2 separate regions of the Homo sapiens genome follow, and region 1 is linked to region 2. A link is a loop called in an ENCODE intact Hi-C map of the cell type or tissue named here. Cell type or tissue: GM12878. All regions are shown on one strand. Each heading gives the region's core, and the rest is flanking DNA. Links, peaks and the distances in the headings are about the cores only. Region 1 overlaps RASA1 (RAS p21 protein activator 1). Region 2 overlaps LINC01949 (long intergenic non-protein coding RNA 1949).

What was found. Peaks named below come from ENCODE experiments on the same cell type or tissue, not always from the same donor. Only the 100,000 strongest peaks of a DNase experiment are listed, where the experiment ranks them.
Region 1: a loop joins it to region 2, with 5 times the contacts of the local background. A loop is called at or near these places in 1 of 110 quality-filtered maps.

The regions. Positions count from the first base shown.
Region 1 is chr5:87,338,444-87,343,833 of GRCh38, forward strand. It overlaps RASA1 (RAS p21 protein activator 1), which reads left to right. Exons shown (of 25, transcript NM_002890.3): 6 at 2,847-2,878. It also overlaps a transcript of CCNH not described here. Among named protein-coding and RNA genes, the nearest start is that of CCNH, 72 kb to the right of the region's middle. In GM12878, for the core only: no CTCF peak of the experiment used is centred there; a DNase peak (open chromatin) is centred at 2,428; H3K27ac peaks cover 790 bases.
Region 2 is chr5:87,229,347-87,234,736 of GRCh38, forward strand. The region is part of intron 2 of LINC01949 (long intergenic non-protein coding RNA 1949); the gene reads right to left. All of the region lies in intron 2 of LOC101929380 (a long non-coding RNA gene), which reads left to right. Among named protein-coding and RNA genes, the nearest start is that of LINC01949, 7.2 kb to the right of the region's middle. RefSeq lists an enhancer at 1,733-2,102. In GM12878, for the core only: no CTCF peak of the experiment used is centred there; a DNase peak (open chromatin) is centred at 1,955; H3K27ac peaks cover 3,371 bases.

The DNA of each region.
Region 1 (5,390 bases), core at 156-5,155, 110 kb after region 2:
GCCTCAGCCACCCAGCTAGCTGGGATTACAGACATGTGCCACCATGCCCAGCTAATTTTATATATATATATATATATATATATATATATAAAATTTTTTTTTTTTTTAAGTAGAAATGGGGTTTTACCATGTTGGCCAGGCTGGTCTCAAACGCCTGACCTCAAGTGTTCCACCCGCCTTAGCCTCCCAAAGTACTGGGATGACAGGCATGAGCCACAGTGCCCGGCCTATTTGTGCTTATTTTTGTTCTTTTTTTTGCCGTCCTTTTCTTCCTCATAAGTGAAGTTATATCAGTCTGATCATGAAACCTCAACTGGTTACACATGTTTGGTTTTAGATTCTTTATCTTTCAAATATATATATAATTTTCCAGTAAACTTGGAAGAATTCATTTATATTATACATATATTATCACATGGTTCTACATTTTGAATCTCGTCCTTGTTTTTGTTTCCATCATATAATACGTTATCATGGTATCAATTACCAGGTGCATTTTTAATAACAGGTCAGCATTTGAATGGCTTTTATATTTCAGAGACAATACTCAGTATCAAATATATTGTACATTATAACTTTGGAATTCTCCCTTTCCTTTCGGATTTTTCTAGTGAGATGGAGTGGCTTTCTGTTGTCTTTTACAGCCTTCAAAGCTACTGTTTTTAAATTATGCCACAGACCTGATAATATTCTGAAGAGTATTGCTCCTGGAAGACTGCAGTGGAGAATATTGTTTTTTCCTATTAATTCTCTTACCTGCCTATTCTGGCAACCAAATCTTGATCCATAGAAGTAAAACATACTGAGTAGAGGTGGGAAAAGTTGAGGAAATGGTGTGATACAGTCCATACTCATAGTCATATAGTTATTTAGTGAAAGAGCTAGGATTAGGACTCCTAATTCCTAGATTAGTATTCTGTATTCTACAGTAAAAGAGATATTTACTCCATATAGGCAAACAGTATTCGTACTGAAGCATCTTACTATGATAGTTTTCCTATAAAATTTGTTAGTTACAACTTTTAGTTTGGGTTTCCCTCTCCTTGCTGTACCACCATCTTCTCCATCCTGATTACTTCAAGAAATTGCACTATAGTTGAACTTTTCTTGAGCTCTTGGAATTCTGGATCAAATTTAACAAGATAACCTTTAAAGAAAAGTGAAAATTACTCAATGTATACAGAAAAATAATAATAACAACCCAAACCAGAATAAGGAGACATGACCTCACATCAGTACAAGGGATCAAGGAAAAAGTTAGCAACTCAGTATGAGTGAATAATGTGATGTGGTTGCTAAAAATGAATATAGTAACATTATAAATTAATAGTGGAGTAATTCCACGTCATTTATAAACAATTTTCACTCCAATATGTAGAATAACTTTCATGATGGGCTTTATTAGAGGGTAGTGAATTCTTTGTAGATTGAAAAACCATTTGGACATTGTCTAGTCTGTGAAGATGTTTCGGGCATTCAGTTAGTGGTTAGATTTAAGGAATTTCTCCTTCTAAAATTCTAATTACAGTTCCCCAAACACATTTATACTTTCATGTATTAACTCTAGAATGTATGCTCTCTGAGGGGAGGGATTTTTGTCTCTGATTCACTGATGTATTACCATTGCCTAGAATAGTGTCTGGCATTAGTAGGCATTCAGAAAATGTTTGTTGAGTAAATGAATGTTTCTATGTTTATAGTTTTCCCTCTTCCTTGACATTCTTGCCCTGATAGATTGCCTTGTAAAATTTGATTCATCTTTATGAGCTCAGTTCATATGTCATCCCTGTTTCACAGAGGATTTATGCCTTTCTGGAGTCTCTTAGGCAAAATTGTTTCCTTCTGTATTTCCATAGCACCTTGCTAATTCTGCATTCTGTTACACTGTCTAAAATTAATAATTGTGTAAAACTCTTCTACAAGAGATTAACTCCTTTTGGGCAGTGACACAATGATAATGCTATTCATTTTTATAGTTTTTTTTTTTAAGCCTACTCCCTTGGATATAGTAACATTCAGTGAGTGTTTGATTTTAGTTTGATTAGGTATTTAATGAGTGAGGACCAAATTGTGAGAAGTAAATCCACATGTAGTTAGACCATTTTTCTCCATAATAGTGGAATGAGTAACACTATTGTATCTTAAATCAGAGGAATATAGAATAAAATAAAGTTCAAAACATAGTAAAAGGGGGATGTCTTTTATATTGAAAGTAGAAGTTGATGTTCACTTTTTACGGGCTCAGAATGTCTTACTGAAGAGGTAGCATTTGAGATAGTTCCTTCCCAGATTGGTTAGGTATTTATCTAACAAGTAGAAAGCAAAAAGTGGAAAGTACATTCTAAGAACAAAAAGTACAAGCTACAGTGGTGGGAGATTGGCAAATAGGAAGTTATGTGTGACCATGGTATAGGAACCAAAAAACAATTGGTAGTATGAGACAGGAAATGTAGACTTGAGTCCTGTGGTAAACGACTTCAGTTGCAGAATGAGAAATTTGTAGGCAGTAGAGAGGTGTTTTTTTTTTGTTTGGTTTTTCTTAATGTAGGGCACAGCTGCTGTTGAAACTGATGTATCCAGATTAGAGTGGTGGAGTAGGACATAATTATATTAGTTGGGCTGTTGTTTAAGAAAAGTCGATAAGAGGGCCTGAGTTAGGGTAATGGCAACAAGAAAAGATTAAGAGAGGTTTGGAAAGATATTTACTGAACAGAAACATCTTTTTTTATATAAACATAAATAAGGATAGTGTGGGGATATGTTTGCAGATACGATTTTCATGAATTTTAATAAAAATTGATTAATAGTTAATTATATAAAATACTGTCTTAATGTCTTCCCTTTAGGGCCGGGAAGAAGATCCACATGAAGGAAAAATGTGAGTTTGTGTTAATTATTAAAATGAAAAAAAAAATCTATATTGTAAATTTACTAATTGGAAAACTTTGGCCAAAAAAATTGTTTTTTAAGGTTTTGGACTGACTTAACTTTTAAATTTGGCTTAGGGAACTGATTTCTAAATATTTTCTTAAGGATCTAGTGATAAAGTCTTGTTTTTAAATAAAAGGTAGCTGATAACTAAATATAACTCTTTTTATCACCACACTGAAGACTTTGAATAAACACTACATTTATAACATTATGAATGTCACAATTTGGCACATTTTAAAATTATTCATAGTATTTCTTGGTTATTCATAGTATTTCTTGTTTTATAGCCACATCTTTTATCCCCCCAAAATAACGGTTCTTCACAATTTTAATAAGATTCAGCAAGGTCTTTTTTTTTCATAATCTTCAGACTGATTTTATGTATATGTAAGTTTTCTTTTGAAGATCTGAACCATTAATCCCAATTCTCTCTTACTCACATTTTAATAGACTATTCATCTCCTAATATCTTTTCAGTACAACATTTTTTCTTATCTTTCAGCATTTAGGGATGGAACTTGAGGCTTGCCTCAAGTGTTTGCTTTTTCTGTTTTCTAACCATTAGAATATAAAAACATTCAACTGACTACTCCATTTGCAGTCACCTTGTTTAATGCTTCACCCTTCTGTAAGTGGAATATGTAAGATATATTCTGAGTTCATTTTTATTGTTTCTTGTAGCTACAAAATAGATTCCATTAGTGAGACTGTACCCTGCTGTTTGTATTAGTTTGAAGTCTCCTCTCTACCTATATCAGGAGTTTCAAATTCTTTTTTGTTATTTTTTCTTTTTTTTTTTTTTTGAGACAGAGTCTTGCTCTGTTGCCCAGGCTGGAGTGCAATGGCACGATCTCTGCTCACTGCAACCCCTGCCTCCTGGATTCAAACGATTCTCTGCCTTAGTCTCCTGAGTAGCTGGGACCACCGGCGCACAACACCATGCTAGGCTGGTTATTGTACCTTTAGTAGAGATGCGGTTTTGCCATGTTGGCCAGGCTTGTCTTGAACTCCTGACCTCAAGTAATCTACCAGCCTCGGCCTCCCAAAGTGCTGGAATTACAGGCATGAGCCACTGTGCCCAGCTAGGAGTTGCAAATTCTAATTAATGCTTGGAAGAATCAGACAGACAATGTAAGCAAGTGAAGCGGGTCAAGTATATATATTCCCAGTTTTCTTTAGACACAATAATCTTGATCTTTCTTATTTTCCCTCGTTGCTAGAGATCAAGGTACATGGAACTGTGTCCCTACTGTCAAAAAACAACACTGTACGTGTGGTAATAAATGGCAACTAATATTCACTCACGGTGTTAGGGAAAACTGTGGGAAGTAGAAAACTAGAAAGTGTTTGCCTATTGTAAGGTAATCACTTTGTCTAGTTGTCTAGTTGATATGTGTAGGAATGTGAGTCTAGTGTTGTTAGATCCTTCTGATTTTCAAAAAAAGACCATAAATCTAGGTTTTTTTATTTTAGATAATAGCAATGGAATTTTAAATTTAAAAATATAGGTTAAATGCTAGTAAACATTTAAAGCTACATCAGTTTTCTCATAGTATAAAATATAAATCCCACTTTCACTCGGAAGTCTTTTTATCTGATAGCATTGTCATTCTTCCATTTTTCTTAACTTTATGTAATTTCTTAATTGGGGCATAACTTAAATTTGCATTGTTGGTTTATTTTATGTGTATGTTTGTTCCCTTTAATTTCCTAATATAGGGACTGTCGCAGTACTTTAAATTCTTTAAAGTGTCCTCAGTAACATCTACAAGTAACCTTTGAGATTAAATAGATGGTATAACTTTGGTTGAATTTCTTTCCAGCTCCCTATTTACATGATATGGGCACCAAGTCCTGATGACTTTATCTCTTAAAGTATTTCTTAAATGTTTACCGCCTTCTCAAATCTTAAATAACTACATTCTAGTTCAGGACTTTTTAAATCTCCTGCCAGGATTTGATATAACAGTAACCTCCAAGTTGATCTCCCTTGACTCTTTAGCCTCATCAAATCCTTTTTTCCAGTAGCTGGAATAATCTACCTAGATTGAATCACATTATCCTTAACTGCCAGCAGGTATATGAAAAAATGCTCACCATTCATTACTAATCATCAGATAAATGCAAATCAAAACTACAATGAGATTTCATTTCACCCCAGTTATAATGGCTTTTATCCAAAAGATAGGCTATAATGAATGCTAGTGAGGATGTGGAGAAAAGGGAAGCCTTGTACCCTGTTGGTGGGAATGTAAATGAGTGCAGTTACTATAGAGCACAGCATGGAAGTTCTTCAAAAAATTAAAAATAAAGCTACCATATGATCCGGCAATCCCACTGCTGGGTATATATCCAAAAGAAAGGAAATCAGTGTATCAAAGAGACAGCTGCACTCCTATGTTTCAGCACCATTCACAATAGCCGAGATGTTTAATCAACCTAAGTGTTCATCAGTGGAT
Region 2 (5,390 bases), core at 79-5,078:
GTTGACCAGGCAGGTCTGGAACTCCTAGGCTCAAGCAATCTTCCCACTTTAGCCTCCCAAAATGCTGGGATCACAGGCTTGAGTCACTGTGCCCAGCGGATACCTTCTGTTTTCTCAGTTAAGCAGGGAAGGTGTGTGAAGGGTGAAGTGCAGGTTTTCAACTGTCATCTGAGAAAGTCAAAAGCAAATCTGCTAGAAAAACATACAAGAATGGTAGGCAGTATTGAATGGCTAGTTGAAGTTTTTGTGATGAATTTCAAGTGTTATCAGTCACCCTAGTATTTTCTACCAATGTTAAGCTACTGAAGTTCAAACAAGGAAAACAGTAGTTTGCAGATTACAATAGGGCTAAAGAACTGCAGCAATGGAAGACTCAGGTAAATGAATTAGAAGAACAGGAGGTGATGGTCATAAAGTAGGATGCTTCAAATAAAGAATTACCAGGTGGTTTCATTAGTGGTGATAAGTTCCAGTGGTCTTGTGATAGGTGGCAAAGGTGGGATAGAGGAAAACATTGAAAGAGGAGAGGTCAAGGAATAGAGAAGCTAAAGTTCAGAGTGTTTCTTCTACATGGTTCTTGGAATCACTAAGAACAATGACAGGAATGAAGATGTACAGGAAGGCAGTGAGTCAGTAGTTGAAGTATTAAGTGAATGAAGAGAAATGATTAGGAAGGTAGATAGGAATTACCGCCAAGAAGTCATGGGTAGTAAAACCGGATAGGAAAACACAGAGTACTTGATCAGCTAAGATTGGAAGGATATTGTCCTAAAGACAATGTATCATGGCTCTTTATATATATATATTTGTTTATATTTATATATAATATATGATATATATTTATATATAATACATATTTATATATAAATATGTATTTTAAATATATTTATTTATATTATATATATCATATATATTCAGTTACATACATATGTGACTATGAATAACTCTACAATGTGTTTTCATTTTTTAATCATATGCTCTTATCAATCAAGGATTCTGAGCATATAATATTTATAAATCACAAATATGCTACTCTGCAGATAGTTATTACAAAAGAAATTTTATAGGATTAAATATATACATCAAATAAACTAAGCCTAATATTTCAAACATCTTTACTCTCACTAGAAAATTATTAATCATTTTATAATTGAAAATACTTTATTTTTAAAAACCTTGATTTAAACTTTGGAATCAAGTGATTTGAAAGTCCGGTACTAAGTTTAGTTTACATCAGTACATGATTTTAATGATTTTCCTAACTGAAAAAGAAACCTCACAAAAACATTTGTGTGCAAATGAAATGTATCTCTGGCTGTGTTTACCAAATTCTGATACTCATTTTTTAATCCTACTTAGCAACTATACAAAAGTTTTCATAACTTTCATATAATAAATATCAATTTATCCTGATGTCACTAAACTTTTCTATAAACTAATAAAAAGTTATAATATTCTTATGTAATAAATGAATTTAAAACTCACTGAATTCTTTATGTGAAAGATTTAGAATAAATTAGAAAAATCTTGTTAGGCATGCTGATAAGGGGATTTTAAAGAAGCTGTAATAATTTTTAGCTGTATCACTTAAAAATGGAAAATTTTTCAGTTTATATTCAAAATGCCCTTTTCATAGCACAAATTTCTTTCAAAAACAAGATACTTTTTAATAATTGCTAAAATACTATTTTTTTTATCTGTGAGAGATTAAATATAAGGACTGTTTTTGTTGTTTGAGACAGGATCTGGCTCTGTTGCCCAGGCAACAGTTGTGCAGTGATACAATCTTGGCTCACTGAAACCTCTACCTCTTGGGCTCAGGCAATCTTCCCACGGCTCACTGAAACCTCTACCTCTTGGGCTCAGGCAATCTTCCCACGGCTCACTGAAACCTCTACCTCTTGGGCTCAGGCAATCTTCCCACCTCAGTTTCCTAAGCAGCTGGGACTACAGGCGTGCACCACCACACCTGGCTAGTTTTTATATTTTTGGTAGAGATGAGGTTTCGCCACATTACCCAGGCTGATCTCAAACTCCCAAGCTCAAAGGATCCACCCGCCTGAATCTCCCAAAATGCTGGGATTACAGGTGTAAGCCACTGTGCCTGGCCAAGGTTTTTTGTTGTTGTTGTTGTTTGGTTTGTTTGTTTGTTTTTCTTTCTATAAAGCTGCTTGGTAAAATACATACTTAGAACAATTGGGTTTTTTGTGTGTGATGGAAAATGACTCACACATCTTGGCCTCACTAGTCTTTGGGGACTCTGTGTACTTATTCCAACAGCCATTGCAGCAACATACAGGTATGTGTGACTTGTGTGACTTCACAAGGTACAAACTGCTAGCACCTCTCCTCCCATCCTGGGATTCTCTTTTAATGCTAAGGCATAAGATGCCACCACATGATTCCTTGGCATTCACATATGTACAAGTCCAAAATGTGGGAGAATCAAAGCTCCATGGGGTGAAACTTTGTATTAGTTAGGGTTTTCCAGAGAAACAGGACTATTAGGTTGGTGTAAAAGTAATTGCGGTTTTTGCCATTACTTTTAGTGGTAAAACCACAATTACTTTTGCACCAACCTATAATAGGGGTGTGTGTGTGCATGTGTGTACACATAAAGAGAGATGTATTATAAGAAATTAGTAAGAAATTAGCTCATGAGATTATGCTAAGATGTCCTATGTTCTGCCATTTACCTGGAGACCCAGGAAAGCCATTGTGGTATTGTGAAATATATATCTGGTCTTCTTCCCTGTTTCCTGGCATACAGATACTAAAACCCTTAGAATTTCAGAAATGATGGATTATCTTTTGTATGTTAATGAGATAACCAGTAGGTGTGGAACCCTAGATAGCTTCAGGATGGGAGCTGGTTGCCAGAAAGACCAAGACATAATTAGAGGATTGAGACTTTCAGCCCTAACCTATGGAGAAGGGAGAGGGGCTGAAGATTGAGTTGGCCATCAACAATGGCCAATGATATAATCAATCATGCCTATGCAATGAAGCCACCATAAAAACTCAAAAAGGCAGAGTTTGGAACAGCTTCTGGGTAGCTGAACATGTGAAAGTTTCTGGAAAGTAATGTGCCAGTGAGAGCATGAAAGCTCCATGTCCCTTCTTCCATACTTTAATCTATACACTTTTCCATCTGGTTGTTCATCTGTATTTTTTATAATGTCCTTCATAATAAGTGGGTAAATGTAAGTGTCTCCCTGAGTTATGTGAGAACCTCTAGTAAGTTAACAGAAACTGAGAAGGAGAGTCATGGGAACCCTGATTTATGGCTGCTCTGTCGGAAGCACAGGCCACAACCTGGGGCTTGCAGTTGGCATCTGAAGTGGAGGACACTCTTGGGGGACTGAGCACTCAACCTGTGGGGTCTGATGTTATCTCCAGGTACACAGTGTTAGGATTGAATTGAACTACACGACACCCAGCTTGTGTCTGCTGGAGGAGTGCTTGCTTGGTGTGTGGAGAGATAACCTCACACATCTGGCCTCTGAAGTGTTGGATTGAGTATGTTAGTACAGAGTCTGAAAAACATTTGGGTTTGTTTTTCCCATGTATTATAGCCAGAAATGTAGTTCTGGAAAGCTGATGGTGCCAATTTCAGGGTAGGTCTGAAGACCTGAGAACCAGGAGCACTCAGGGAAAAGATTGATGCCTCAGCTCAAGCAGTCACACAGAGAGCAAATTCAACCTTCCTCTACCTTTTTGTTCTATTCAGGCCCTCAACAGACTGCATGATGCCCATCCACACTGGGAAGAACAATCTGCTTTACTTGATCTACTGATTTAAATGCTAATCTCTTCTAGAAATAACTTCACAGGCACCTCTAATAATGTTTTACCATGTATCTGGACATCCGGTATCCCAGTTAGGTTGACACATAAAATTAATAATCACAAGTTTTGGCCAAGAGAAGAAGGCCAGAAGATTATTACTTCCCCATTTCTCCTCCCAAGGGACTCTCCTGGGAAGATGAAGTCACTTATAAAGCCTCTAAGAAGATGGCCACATGAGACTGAGCCATGGCATTTGACACTAGTAGCGGCATTCTGGTTAATGCAGCTTTGTATTGGCTCTCTCTCTCATTTCTTGCCACATTCTTGTTTTGCTTCATCCTGGGCCTAAGGATTGCATTACAGATGAGGATATAACATATAATCCTTCCCCTCAGTCTCTAAACCCAAGTTAATAGAAATACTTTTTCCTGAGGTAAAGAATGAACCCCTTATTGTATAAAATATGCTCATGGTAACACCTCCTCAAATTACAAAGTATTTCAGGTAACATAGGAGATATACAGCAGGTCCTCCTGGTATATGATTCAATGTCATTTTGTTACAATGTTGATGAGAAAAAAAATGTATTCCTGGCTGAGGTCACTATCTGTGTAGAGTCTGCCTGCGTGTTCTCCCCATGTCTGTGTGGGTTTTCTCTGGGTACTCTGGTTCCTTCCCACATCCCAGTGATGTGCACATTAGGTTAATTGGCACATCTAAATTGTCCTGGTCTGAGTGAGCGTGGATGTGAACGTGCTCTGCGATGGGATGGTGTCCTCTCCAGGGCTGGTTCCTGCCTTGAGCACTGAGCTGCCAGGAAAGGCTCCAGCTACCGGCAACCCTGAACTGGAATAAGCAGGTAAATAATTATCTTACTTGTTTTTATTAACTTTAAATGTATGTGTAGCTCACATTTATTTCAATGTTTATTATTAGAAGTGTTTTGGTCTTTATTTAGAAGTTTGGTGGGTTTTGTGACCAGAAATATGCTATAGATACTTAACTTTGGTTTATATTTATCCTATGGTAAAATCGGTTTTGCTGTACACTGTTTTGGTTCAAGTCAGTTTCCAAGAACCTACTGACAATGTTAGTGAGGACGTACTATAATCATCTGATCCATTTAACCAAGTACATTTAATTGCAATATGTGGTAACATAATTTTACATAAATGTGGTGCCAGTGTAAAATCTTCCAGTGTAAATCCTGTGTGGGATTTGTTTCTTAGGCATACCTTACATATTGTATATAAAATGGGACCATCAGACAAAAAAGCCTGATTTTGTCAGTATCAATTAATATATTAAACACAAGTAAAGCTTAATATCTCTGTCTCTCTACCTAGCTATATTTAGAATTGACTTGCATGCCTTCTTGGGAGTATACATCCCCATTTTGGAGACAGGTGTTCTAGAAGCTTCACAGTCAATGCCTATATGGCAACAATTCCCTCCGTAGTAGTGGTGAAGTCATGAGACATCAATGTCCTACATGAAAGAGATAGTTATAGCCCAATAGATGGGGAAAATAATATAAATTTAGAGAACTAATTTTAATCACCTCCTAGGAAGATAGAGTGCAAAGCTTTTTGAAGCAAAGA